Regions from separate parts of the Homo sapiens genome. Here region 2 is linked to region 1. Evidence: chromatin loops called from intact Hi-C (ENCODE). Cell type or tissue: PC-9. All regions are shown on one strand. Links, peaks and the distances in the headings refer to the core of each region. The heading gives the core; the rest is flanking DNA. Region 1 has its middle 40 kb from the start of LIPC. Region 2 has its middle 68 kb from the start of SLTM.

Region 1 (6,844 bases), core at 1,954-5,953:
TCCAGCCACTGGGAGATAACAAATTGTCATCTTTGCTGTGCAATTCATATTTTCTGAACCAAAATACGAGAGCACACGGTCAAACGGATACGAATGTACTTTTGGGGAAAACAGAGGGAATATTTGAAACCTGTTTGTTCCAAAAAGTCTGGGACATAGAGTCATTTTGTTTATATAGCATATGGGCTTGCTTCACCCTATTTCTCCCCACCAGCCAGATACTCTAAATATACCTCACAATGTTCAATTTCTGGACACTGTAAGACCAAGGATCTCCCAATTACTCAACAAATCTCCACTGAGTACCTCAGAAAGCCCAGGCACCATCTCGGCATTTTGGATTAAAGGAAGAAGACGCCACTACTGCTCACTGAAGGTGCACAGCTTGATGGTGGGGGGCAGAGGGCAAGTGGAAGGACAGTCACAGAACAGGAATACCCGTGTCCCAGTAAAGCCCAGTCCCTGGTACCCACACAAGTTTCTACCACCCCACCTCGGAGGCCACATGATAGGGGCCTTCCTTCTGTGCCATTTCATCCCTTCCTAAACTCAACAAAGGCTCTCTGTACTGTTCAGAGTAACTAAACTCATTTCTCTACAGGATCACCTCAGCTGCCCACATCCATGACTTTCAGTCCACCCAAAGAGAAATCACAGGGACAAGGTTCACCCCAGTGGCAGCGTCCTTGGTCAGCCTGGCCCTTTGGCCTGCTCAGACAGGCCTCAGAGGCACCAGAGCTTGTCCTAGGCCCTAGGTTCAGGGCTCCCTTCCTTATATGCTGCTGTTTTGGGTTTTTTTGTTTGTGCGTTTGGGTTTTTTTTTGAGACGGATTCTCACTCTGTCACCCAGGCTGGAGTGCAGTGGCGCTATCTCGGCTCACGACAATCTCCGCCTCCTAGGTTCAAGTGATTCTCCTGCCTCAGCCTCCCAAGTAGCTGGGACTGCAGGCACCCGCCACCACGCCCTGCTAATTTTTTGTATTTTCAGTAGAGACGGGGTTTCACCATGTTAGCCAGGATGGTCTCGATCTCCTGACCTTGTGACCCGCCCGCCTCGGCCTCCCAAAGTGCTGGACATGCTTCTTCTGAGAAAGACTGGAGCTGACAAACATGAACTGCTGCATTCCTCTGTCCTGGATTTGCCTCCCACACTGCACTATTAGCTCTGGAATGCAGGAAGCTGCTTTCCCAGACCCTGATCCAGCTGAAGTGTTCAGTGCCCTTGTGTTGAGGGAAGGAGGAAAGAAGGCAGAGAAAGAGTGAAAGAGGCTTTACAATGAGAAACCCCAGTGGCAAAGTCAAGAGAGCATGAAGAAGAATCCTGGGATTGAATACTGTCAGCTCTTAACTTTTAGTGTGACTTTGGGCAAGTGACTAAAATTTCTGATCATCAGTTTCCTCATCTGTAACAATGGGCTCATAATAGTTCCACTTCCTAGGGATAAAGTGAGACGATGTCTGTACAGCACTCAGTGGAGTATCTAGCAAACAATAACACTCTGTGTATGTTAATTTTTTAATTATAATCATTGTATCATCACTCTTGACCTGCAATTCCTTGCTCACAAAATGAGGAGTTCAACCAGGTAACTCCCAACTCCCTTCCAGTCCAACAGCTCTGTAACTTGCTAAGGCAGAAATAAACTCTTTTAACTTACATCAGCCCCACTTCACAAATGACAATGGACACTAGGAGAGTGGAGGTGCTGGAGCCCAAGTTTGAGTTCTGCCAGATCCAGCAACCAGTTTTGGATGATTGCTAAATCCAGTTGAAAGGCTTCCATCCCTAAATTGACTTGTGTCTTGCATCTTGTCGCAACACTAAGCTAATATTAAATCTTTCATTCAGCACACATTGAATTGCTACTGATTGTCACATTGTGTCTCAGATTAGCTTTATTGCATTATATATTCAGCCACGTACAGCTCGCTGAAACCAGCATCCAGAGTCACCTCTCAGCTCTCTGCAGGCTTTAGAATGTTTTTGGGATTGTGAATTTCTTATAGAATGGGACAAAATTTTCATTGAACAACTGGCAACTTTCATTGGACAACTGACACTTCACAACTAAGGAAAAGAACCTCAAAAGCACTGTCTGCCAGGAATATAAATCACCACTGATCAATTTCAATGACTTCCAGTGCATGAATCATTTTAGTAATAAAACTGTTTGGGAAAAGACTGAAGGATTGTGTCTCTTAATCTTACACACCCAGAATCTGCTATTAAATATGTCCAGGGCAACACTGGGTTATGGATTCACTTGAAGAACCGTTTAATTCCTCAAAACGATCAGGACTCAAGTTGAATTTATAAACGGAATTAAACAGAAGATTTGTTGCTCACTAGAGTAAGTCAGTAGAGCTGAGATATATGGGTGATTTTTCTCCCATTAACGTATCTCTCAATACTCAAAAAGTAATAACTTCTGAAGAATTGCACTTATCCAGGACAAACCGGATAGAGTAACTACAATTCTTCTTCCTTCAATATTCCACATGCTTCTCCTTCCCCAATGAAAGCAATCTTCTTTTTCTAATAGAGTTTGCTTCCATTTCTGTCTACCCCTCCCTCAAAAAAGAAAATTACAAGATTAGCTAAAAATTAGATTGCAGTATATTTCACAAGTTAGTACTTAACTGACCACGTATTGATTCATGACGGTTAATATTGACTCCTAAGTACACTACGAGACCCTTAGCAGTAGAAACACCATCCGGAGTTTTCCCTGTGTTCTCCCACATATCCAGAACAGTGTTTCTCAATCAGGGCAACTTTGCCCTCGGGGGGACATTTGGCAATGTCCAGACACATTTTGATGGTCACGACTGGGTCATGGTAGATGTTACTGGAATCAAGTGGGAAGAGGTCAGGATGCTGTTAAATGTCTTACAATGCTTGGGACAGCCCCCACAACATAGGATTATCCTACCCAAATTGTCAATAGTGCTGAGGTGGAGAAATTCTGATCTGGAATCATTCTGGGCCCATAAAAAATGCTCAAAATGTTTGTTGATGGAATACAACTGGCTCGTGTTCACAGGAAGACAAATGACAGCTCAAAGGGGTGTGGGGTAGTTAGGGGGTTCATGGAGGAGATGGGCTTAGTAGACACTTGTAAGTATGGGTAGAACTCGGATGGGCAGGGAGGAGGAGAACAGGAGACATTTCAGAAAGGGAAAAGCTACAGAAGTATGGCACTCACGAGAGGTCCGAGAAGACTGATCTCACTGGCAAAACCTAAAGAAATGCTTCAGACCAAGGAGATCTTAGTAGAACAGAACTCAGTATCAAATTTGACTGAATAATGTAGTTTGGTTTCAAAAACAACTGACTATATGTTTTGGGGAAGGGGAGTAGGAAAAAATTGTATTTAGCACCATTTATATTTATATAAATAGCACCACTGATTTATATTAGCACCATTTTACAGATAAAGGAAATGAGACATGGAGACGTTAACCATAAACTTGGGGATATTTTTGCTTAATACTTTGGTAAATCTGCTTACTTATTATACCTTTTGACATGGGCTGGGTGTTATTATAGACAATACCGCCAGTGCATGGTAGCCCATGGTGTTTACAGCATGGGCTCTGGTTGAGAAACACTGTTCTGGGTGTGTGGGAGAACTCAGGGAAAGCTTCTGATGGTGTTTCTGTCACTAAGCATCTCACAGTCTACTATAGGCTCACACTGACTCCACCACTTATTAGTTCATGACCTTGGGCAAGGGGCTGGACTTGTGAATATTAAATTGGCTTGTAAGGGTAAAGCAGACAGGACAGGACGAGGCACACAGAATATGCTCAGTCATGTTGGCTGTTTTTATTATCGTCATCCTTTTTAATGAAGGTTCCTTAGCCCTAGCCTACAGGTTTCTGCTGAATTCACCACCTGAATAAGCAGCATCAACTCATCTGGGGGTGGCAAAATGAAAGGGGAATTAGCATACGGCCCAGGGGAAAACTTTCCCTTTGCCCTCTAAAGGATTTCCTGAAAAATCCACTCACAAAAGGCAGATTTATTGAAAGGCATATAAAATTTATTTGATTACAGTTTTACAATGACATGGGAGCCTTCCCAGTGAAGACCCAAAGATACAGGGGAAATTGTCTGTTTTTATGCTTAGGTTCAACAAAGGACGGACAGTGTGTAGAAATACGATGGGATAAAAAAGCTATGATCTAATGCTAAAGACTGCTTGGGGAAACCTAGCAAGGCCTGTCTGGATTCTTAGCCTCTCTGAGCACGCATTCCTTCCTTCTGGGTTTGGGGCAGGGCCTTCTCTGGAATTGCGGTCTTATGACCTACAGTCAAACAAGGTAGATCAGATAATTTCTTTGTGGCCAGTTTTTATGCAGAAAGGTGGGGAGAGGGGAAGCGGGGAGTTAGAGTAGTATTTTTAGGTCACAGGGCTGCCTTTGGGGAAAGGGGGTTCTGGTTTCTAGGACCTGCCTTGGGGAAGAAGCTAGTTTCTATATCTAGCCTTGGTGGAGAAGGAGACTAAGAGACAGGAGAGCAGAAGATCAAAAAAAAACTTTTGCTTCTGAGCTCTTCATTGTGGGGTATCACCAACATTAGCAAGCCCCTTTCAGGACTTTCCCAACTCTTTTCAATAGCCTGTTTTCACAGATCTCTCAAAACTCAAGGATTTCAATGTCACTATTCAAGCTGAAAACATTTTCCCCTGCAACCTCCTTGTTAAATCTGTAGTTTGGACAAGGAAGCAATAAAGCAAGCATGTGCAGGCTGCTGCTTTGAGTAGCCAGCTGAGAAATGATTCCCACTAGGGTGGGTGTGGGTGTGTGTGAGTGTGTGTGTGTGTGTGTGTGTGTGCGTTGTAGGGAGAGAAAAAATGCAATGTACACAGCAGGATGACCCACAGATTCTGAGAACACAGTGTCAGTCTGCAGAAGGCAGGCACTTTTACACTTCTGAGCAATCAGCACCTTTATGTGCAATTTATTTCCAGTTTTAAAAAAAATGAGGTGGGTGGTTCCTCCGTCAAAGTTACCTCCCTGACTTTTAACGGCTCATTAAACGGGAAAGGATTGAGAGGATCCTTAATGGTGAATGGGGCTGGAGGCTCGGCCACTGAAAAGGACTGGGTAGACTGAACCTAGAAAGGAGAAGCTAATAGGGCCCAGAGTGGCTGCCTTCAAATATCTGCAGGGCTGACAGTGTGGACAGGAATTAAATATGCTATGTGTAGGAGCAAGTTGCAGAGAGCAGGTTTCAGTGCAACATACCAAATGTTTTTCTGCTACTTAGAATAGTCTAAAAATATAATCCCCTGTCAAGGAGTAGTGAGTTTCCCATCATTAGAGTTATGCAAGCAGAGGCTGCATGACCATTTTGCAGGGATGTAGTAATTATTTCAAACATTAAAGCCATTTCCAATTATATAGTTCCCAAATTTAAAACTTCCATTGCCTATTTGGACATAAGGGGTAGATTCAGCTTATTTGCTTTGCCTTCTGCAGGCTTGACTCCATACCAGTGATAGAAAGAGTTTCCATCTCCAAGGTGAGCTCCTGTCGATTGTTACTGGATGACTGGACCACTATGTGGAGGTTTCCGAGGCTATGAAATGTGATCGATTAGTGATGCTAAGGACAAAAGGAAAGAGCAAAGGAGGCCCACTTTTCATGTGTATTGTATATGCAGCAGCTATATATAGTTTAGGATAAGATTTTTAAAACATTTTAAATCTAATTTCCCTTCTCGATAAGCAAAATTCTTTCCTTTCCACCATTACGGTTAGGGCATGAGACTTATTGCCTCAGGGAAGGGGCAGCTGGATCTCCCTAGAAAAAGGAGACTATGGGGTAAGGAAGAAAGATATAATGTAGGGCAATTTCCAGCAGACAGAAGGGTAAGTAGCAGCCCTTCTTCAGAGAAAGTGAAGAGGACCGGAGAGGGTGAAATGGGAAGAAGGAGCTTCCAGAGACCTCCCTGCCCTGCCTCCGAGCCTCACTCAGGGCAGGGAGTAAGGACAGATGGAAATCTGGGGTAGGATGAAGGGAAAGACGAACACCAAGGAGGATCCACAGTGCTTCTTGTTTGGCCATCTCATGCTGCCCTACGCCAACCACACAAGGCAGCCACAGCAGGTCAGAATGACAGGGTGGTGTGTGTGAGAGAAGAGGGCCACAGCAGGGGTCCAGAACATCTCTGTTCACAGGTGGTGTGGAAGTGTCTGGAGTTCTCAAATGTGCTAGTGAGGGATACAGAGTTGAGAGCAAGGGGCTGGGCTTGAGTGGCCATTGTGAGTCGCCAAGTGACACAGTTGATTGCCAGAGGTTCTATAAGGCCATTGAGGTCAGAGATGGACATCACATCAACAAGGAAGCCACCAAGCCCGGAAGGTGCTAAAAGAGCACACCCAGGGGACCCCACCATGAATGTGTCAGTAGCAGGTGCACAAGGACAGAGGCCATGGCCAGAAAGAGTCCCGCTGGAGGTCAGAGGAAGCTGGGACACACAGCACTCTCACCAGGAACCTCTCCCTGAAGCAGAGAGGATGCAGAAGCTTCTCTTGTTTGAAGGCACTGAGGAATGTCAGAGGGAGGGGAGACCCTCTGAAATCACCCACAGGGAGTCTGAACTTCAAATTGACTAATTGCTACAAAGGCCATTTTAACCCAGAAAAGACTGAGTTGTTTTTAATTCACAAGTATAAGTCATAGTGTGTGGCATGATGGAAGTGGAACTGACCTTTCCAAATCTGAGTATGGCCACGGCAGCATCTCCACCGTCTCCCTCACACACACATGCTGTAAGTTCATGTGCAGTCAATCATGAGCGCCTGTCAAGGTGTAGCTAGAGCAGAAAGATCTG
Region 2 (6,844 bases), core at 1,684-5,683, 470 kb after region 1:
CAGTAAACTCTGAAGATAAGGTAGATTAGTGGATGTTTATGCCTCGGGGAGAGAGGGTCAACAGTGACAGCTAAAGAGTATAGGATTTCTGGCCAGGTGCGGTGGTGGCTCACGCCTGTAATCCCAGCCCTCCAGCCCGGCCAACAAGAGCCAAACTCTGTCTCAAAATAAAGAGAAAAGTATAGGATTTCTTCATGAGGTGATGAAAATGTTCTAAAAATCATTGTGGTGATAGTTGTGTGTATCTGACGATATACTAAAATAATTGTACACTTTAAGTGGGTGAATTGAATTGTATGGCATATGAATTCTATCTCAATAAAATAATCTGGTTGTGTGTGTGTGTGTGTGTGTGTGTGTGTGTGTATGTGTTTTGTTTTTGAGACAGAGTCTTGCTCTGTCTTGCCCAGGCTGGAGTGCAGTGGTGGAATCTCAGCTCACTGCAGTCTCCACCTCCTGGGTTCAAGAGATTCTCCTGTCTCAGCCTCCCGAGTACCTGGGACTACATGTGTGTGCCACCACACCTGGCTAATTCTGTATTTTCAGTATAGACAGAGTTTCACCATGTTGGCCAGGCTGGTCTCGAACTCCTGACCTCAGGTGATCCACCCCCCCCGCCCCCCCCCACGCTCCCAAAGTGTTGGGATTACAGACGTGAGCCACTGCAGCAGCTTTTTTGTTGTTGTTGTTGCTTTGTTTTTTGTTTGTTTGTTTTGAGATAAGGTCTTGCTCTGTCTCCCAGGCTGGGGTACACTGGTGGGATCTTAGCTCACTGCAGCTTTGACCTCCTGGGCTCAAGTGACTTCCACCTCAGCCTCCTGAGTAGCTGGGACTACAGGCGTGCACCACCACCCCCAGCTAATTTTTGTATTTTTAGTGGAGACAGAGTTTCGTCATGTTGTCCATGTTGGTCTCCAACTCAGCCTCCCAAAGTCCTGTGATTACAGACGTGCACCACTGCACCAGGCCAATAAAGTGGTTTCGAAAAAGAAAAGTTTTTAATTTTAACAAATCAAATCCAGTAAGATATATATATATATAACCATAACCAAGTGTCAATTTTCCCTGACTTACAAGATTGGTTTAATATTTTAATATCAATGTAATTCACCATATTAACAGAATGAAGGGGAAAACCCCTGTCAATACCATCATATCATCTCAACAGATATAGAAAAAGCATTTGACAGAATTTTTTTTTTTTTTTTAGATCGAGTCTCACTCTGTTGCCCAGGCTGGAGTGCAATGCCTCAATATCCGCTCACCACAACCTCCGCCTCCTGGGTTCAAGAGATTCTCCTGCCTCAGCCTCCCAAGTAGCTGGGAGTACAGGCCAGTGCCACCACGCCTGGCTTTTTTTTTTTTTTTTTTTTTTTTTTTTGAATTTTTAGTAGAGACGGGGTTTCACTATGTTGGCCAGGCTGGTCTCAAACTCCGCCCACCTAGGCCTCTCAAAATGCTGGGATTACAGGCGTAAGCCACTGCGCCCGGCCCTTGACAGAATTTAATACCCATTTGTAATAAAAACTGAGCATTTTAGGAACAGAAGGGAATTTCCTCAGCCTCATAAAGGGTGTAAGTGACAAACTCAAGGTTGACACCACACTTAATGATGGTGAAAGCCCGAATGCTTTCTTTCTAAAATTGGGAACTGTGCAAGAATGTCTACCCTCGGCACTTCTTTTCGACACTCTATTGGAGACACCAGCCAATGCAGCAAGGCAAGGGAGAGAAAAGGCATTGAAATTGGTAAGGAGGATATAATGCTGCCTTTATTCCCAGAAGACATGATCGTATACATGGAAAACCCTAAGTCATCTAAAGTAAAGCTACTAGAATTAATAAGTAAATTCTGCAAAGTCACTGGCTAGAAGGATCAATACACAAAAATAGTATTTCTAGGTACCAGCAACGAATAATCAAAAATGTGTAAGAGGAGTTCCGGTGAGCTCTGTGCACATGTGCGCGGAGGTAAAGAGGCTTGGGAGGCCTCGCCTGAGAGAGTGAGCCAAGGACATGGAGAGACAGTGTATTACAAAAGGTGCCTTGTACCTTGTCCAAGGACACAGAGCTGGTGGGAGGCAGAGCTGGAATTTGCTCCAGAGCCTTTGTGCTGTAGGACAGGCTGCGGGAGGAGCTGCAGGACTGAGGTACAGAAGCCGCGGAAGGGGCCCAACGAGGGGCAGAGCCGGCACTTGACTCCGTGGGATCCCACGAGACAGACACCCTTTCCTCACCGCCCGAGTGAGCGCCGCCCCTCACAGAGACCTCTTTGCACCCTGGGCCACGCGGGGCAGGCGCTGCCGTCCAGGAGGCCCCATGGAGCTGACGGTGCCGCTGAAGCAGGAGGCCGAGGGCCTGGCGCTGGGCTCCTCGTGGCACCGCTTCCGCCGCTTCCACCTGGGCGAGGCGCCGGGCCCGCACGAGGCGCTGGGGCTGCTACGCGCCCTGTGCCGGGACCGGCTGCGGCCCGAGGTGCACACCAAGGAGCAGATGCTGGAGCTGCTGGTGCTGGAGCAGTTTCTGAGCGCGCTGCCAGCCGACACGCAGGCCTGGGTGTGCAGCCGTCAGCCGCTAAGCTGGGAGGAGGCGGTGGCCCTGCTGGAAGAGTTCTGGGTGAGCCTGACGGGGCTGCGACGGGGGAGGGGAGGAGGCAGGGGAGCGGGGAAGCCAGGAGGAAGCGGAGGGAAAACCGCTGCTTAGCCCCCGAAAACCAGTGTGACCCACGGTGGGGAGGCCATGGCGCAGCAAGGAGGGACAGTCCATGTGGGGCTCCATCCAACACCAGCTGCAAGTCAGTAGGGCCCCCAAGACCTTGGCATACTTGCGAGTTCTCTAGAAGGACTCACAGCCATGTTCACAGTCACGGCTTATCACAGAGAAGGACGCGCTGGAAGCAGCCAGGAAGAGGGCCCGGAAGGCTCCACGGAGACCAGTTATCAGCTGTCCTCTCCCTTCACTCCTCCCGGCACGCAGGGAGTGTTGCCAGCCAGGGACCCTCCTCAGATCTTGGTGTCCCGGGTTCTTACTGGGGACTCCTCCCCGATCTGTGTGGCTGACCTCAGCCTCCAGCCCCGGAAGCTCAAGGATACCACCTGGCCCAAACTCCACCCCAAATCCATCTTGCTGTCGGGCTGGCCTGAGGGCCCCAGGCAGTCAGACCCTCCTCATGCGCGAGACACCAAGGGCTCAGAGATGACTTCCCGAGGGCGGAGGGCAAAAGCCAGGCCTCTCTCTGGGCAGGTTTGGATTCTTCTTTTTTTATTATTTCTTTTTTTTTTCTTTTTTTTTTTTTTTGAGACAGAGTTTCGCTCTTGTTGCCCAGGCTGGAGTGCAGTGGCGCTATCTCGACTCACTGCAACCTCCGCCTCCCAGGTTCAAGTGATTCTCCTGCCTCAGCCTCCTGAGTAGCTGGGATTACAGGCGCCCGCCACCATGCCCAGCTAATTTTTTGTATTTTTAGTAGAAATGGGGTTTCACCATTGTTGGCCAGGCTGGTCTCGAACTCCTGACCTCAGGTGATCCGCCTAATCTTGGCCTGCCGAAGTGCTGGGATTACAGGTGTGAGCCACCGCGCCCGGCCCCAGGTTTGGATTCTTTCACACAGCAGGTATGGGCCGACTCACTGTCTGGGGCCCGCCCAGCCCAGCCCAGCAACTGTGTTTGTGAAGTCTTGGTGCACAGCCACACCCATTCACTTACGTCATCTGTGGCTGACTCTTGCCACCGTGACTATGACAGAGAGCCTGAGAAGCTGGAAGCATTTCCTGTCTTGCCCTGTAGGGGAAGCTTGCATCCTGGTTTAGAGTACGCTCTCCAGGGAGGATGTGTAAGGTGAACCGCAGACGCCATCTTACGTGTTCTAGTCGCCACGTTAAAAAAAGTGAAAAGAGGCCGGGCGCGGTGGCTCACGCCTGTAATCCCAGCATTTTGGGAGGCCGAGGCGGGCGGATCACAAGGTCAGGAGATCGAGACCATCCTGGCTAAACAGGTTGAAACCCCGTCTCTACTAAAAATACAAAAAAATTAGCCAGGCGTGGTGGCGGGCGCCTGTAGTCCCAGCTACTTGGGAGGCTGAGGCAGGAGAATGGTGGGAACCCGGGAGGCGGAGCTTGCAGTGAGCAGAGATCGCGCCACTGCACACCAGCCTGGGCGACAGAGCGAGACTCCGTCTCAAAAAAAAAAAAAAAAAAAAAAGTGAAAAGAAACAGGTGAATTTAGTTTTGATAATCTGCTCGTTGACCCTAATGTCTTCAAAATATTGTCCTTTCAATACCTGACACTCTCACGTGCCCGGTGGGGGCTGTGTGGGGCCTGGGTGATGAGCAGCGGGCAGCCACGCAGAGACCTCTGAGAAGAGTGGTCCAGGCCACGGGAACAGCCAGTGCAAAGGCCCTGAGGCGCCTCGAGCAGCAGAGGGGCCCGTGAGTAAGGGAGTGTTAGCAGTGAGGCTGGAGTCACCAGTGGTGGGAGGGTGAAGAGTCAGAGCAGTCGGGTGTTCATCGTAGGTGTGTACCGAGTGCCTGCTGGGTGCTGGGATGTAGCAGCAGAAAGGGGGCATCTAGGTGAGGCAAAGCGAGCAAAAGCCTTCAGTCCACAGCAGCCGGGGGTCCTTCCTTTCTTCCAGAGGGAACAGCTCCTGTCAAGGCTGCCACTTGGCTTCTGCGCCACCCAACTCAGTGGCCTTGTCCCTCTGCCTTCTTATGCAGCCTGACCAGCCCCCAAACACTCTCCCCTCTTACTGTCTGGGATACAGCTCGCCCCTCCTCTGCTCCCGCCTCCCAGCACCTCTGTGCTGACTCTGGCTTCTCTATCCTCACCCTCCTTCCGGGTCAGTGTTCCCTAAAGTGGGTTGTAACAAATCACCACAAACCCAGCAGCTTACAAATAACGCACATCTGTTATCGTTCTGGAGGTCAGAAGTCCAAAATGGGTCTCACCGCCCAAAATCAAGGTGTTTGCAGAGCCACGTTCCTTCCTGAGGCTCTAGAGGAGAATCCGTTTCCTGCCTTTTCCAGGTCCTAGAGGCTGCCTGCATTCCTCGGCTCATGGCTCTTCCTCTGTCCTCAGAGTGCTGCACTCCAACTTCTGCTTCCGTCTCCCTATCTCTCCTCTGACCTTGACCCTCTTAGGTCCTGTGGTCACTTCATAGGATGCCTGTGATGACATTGAGCCCATCAGGAAAATTTAGGATAGTTTCCCCGTGTCAATGCTTAATTCCTTCCCGTCTGCAGAGTCCCTGTTGGCCTGTGAGACAGCATGTGGCAGGTTCTGGGGATCAGGCCATGTATGTCTTTGGGCCATTATTCTGTCTGCCATAGAGATGAGAGGAATACAGGGTGAACTGGAGGTGGAATAGAACTAACATGGAATTTGTCGGCCTCAGGGTTACTGCCTTTCCAGTTTTCGTGACTCCTCAGAACAGGAGCCGGCGTGGGTGCCAAATAGGTAGATTTCAGCCACTGTTACTGCTCTGACCTCATGCCATCTGTTTCTTTGGCATTAAAATGTCCTTTTAGGAAAAGATGGTAAAAGTACACTTGGTAGTTATTGTTGCTTTTAATGTATATATCACTTTTAATGTATATATCTTGCAAAATAAAACCAATCCCTTCCATTTGGGATGCAGTGAGAGTTAGAGAAAAATGTGTCAGACCTATACAATGAAAATTATAACACATTACTGAGAGATATTAATGAAGGCCTATGGTCTACTAAATGAAGAGAGACACTAATTATGGATTGACAGATTCAATACTCTTTTTTGTTTTTTTGTTTTGTTTTGTTTTGTTTTGTTTTGAGACAGAGTCTCGTGCTGTCGCCTAGGCAGGAGTGCAGTGGTGCGATCTCGGCTCACTACAACCTCCGCCTCCCCGGTTCAAGCAATTTTCCCTGCCTCAGCCTCCAAAGTATATGGGAGTACAGGGGGCCGCCACCACGCCTGGCTAATTTTTGAATTTTTACTACAGACGGAGTTTCACCATGTTGGCCAGGCTGGTTTGGGTTTCACCGTGTTGGCCAGGCTGGTTTCAAACTCCTAACCTCAAGCGATCCACCCAACTCAACCTCCCAGAGTGCTGGAATTACAGGCATGAGCCACCATGCCTGGCCAGGAAAATAAGTATTTTCAACAAATAATACTGAAAAAAGTGGATATCCATATTAATATGGTTTGGGTCTGTGTCCCCACCAAATCTTATGTGAAAATGTAATCTCCAGAGGTGGGGCCTGCTGGGAGGTGACTGGATCATGGGAATGGATCTTTCATGAATGGTGTAACACCATCCTCTTGGTGCTGTTCTTGTGATACAGTTCTCATAAGATGTGGTTGTTTAAAAGTGTGTGGCACCTCCCCACTTCGCTCTCTTGCTCTTGTTCTGGCCATGTGGTATGTGCCTGCTTCCCCTTCGCCTTCCGCCATGATTGTAAATTTTCTGAGGCCTCCCCAGAAGTGGAAGCCTCTATGCTTCCCCGTACAGCCTGCAGAACTATAAGCCAAGTAAACCTCTTTTCTTTATAAACGACCCAGTCTCAGTTATTTTATAGTAATGTGAGAATGCACTGGTACACATATAGATAAAAATGAACCTTAATCCTTAATTTATGCCATACATAAGTTAACTAGAAATGGATTTTTTTCTTTTTTTTCTTTTTTTTTTTTTGGAGACGGAGTCTTGGTTTGTCGCCCAGGCTGGAGTGCAGTGGCAAGATCTCGGCTGACTACTACCTCTGCCTCCTGGGTTCAAGCGATTCTCCTGCCTCAGCCTCCCGAGCATCTGGGACTACAGGTGTGCACCACCACACCCAGCTAATTTTTGTGTTTTTAGTAGACATGGGGTTTCAC

What was found. A loop is a pair of places that touch in the nucleus more often than their neighbours do. Peaks named below come from ENCODE experiments on the same cell type or tissue, not always from the same donor. Only the 100,000 strongest peaks of a DNase experiment are listed, where the experiment ranks them.
Region 2: a loop joins it to region 1, with 7 times the contacts of the local background. A loop is called at or near these places in 1 of 110 quality-filtered maps.

The regions. Positions count from the first base shown.
Region 1 is chr15:58,388,521-58,395,364 of GRCh38, forward strand. No RefSeq gene overlaps it. Among named protein-coding and RNA genes, the nearest start is that of LIPC, 40 kb to the right of the region's middle. In PC-9, for the core only: no CTCF peak of the experiment used is centred there; DNase peaks (open chromatin) are centred at 3,761, 4,271 and 4,981; H3K4me3 peaks cover 706 bases; H3K27ac peaks cover 4,000 bases.
Region 2 is chr15:58,862,687-58,869,530 of GRCh38, forward strand. It overlaps the pseudogene ZNF444P1. Among named protein-coding and RNA genes, the nearest start is that of SLTM, 68 kb to the right of the region's middle. In PC-9, for the core only: CTCF peaks have their summits at 3,824 and 4,024; DNase peaks (open chromatin) are centred at 2,555, 3,045 and 3,715; H3K4me3 peaks cover 2,222 bases; H3K27ac peaks cover 2,642 bases.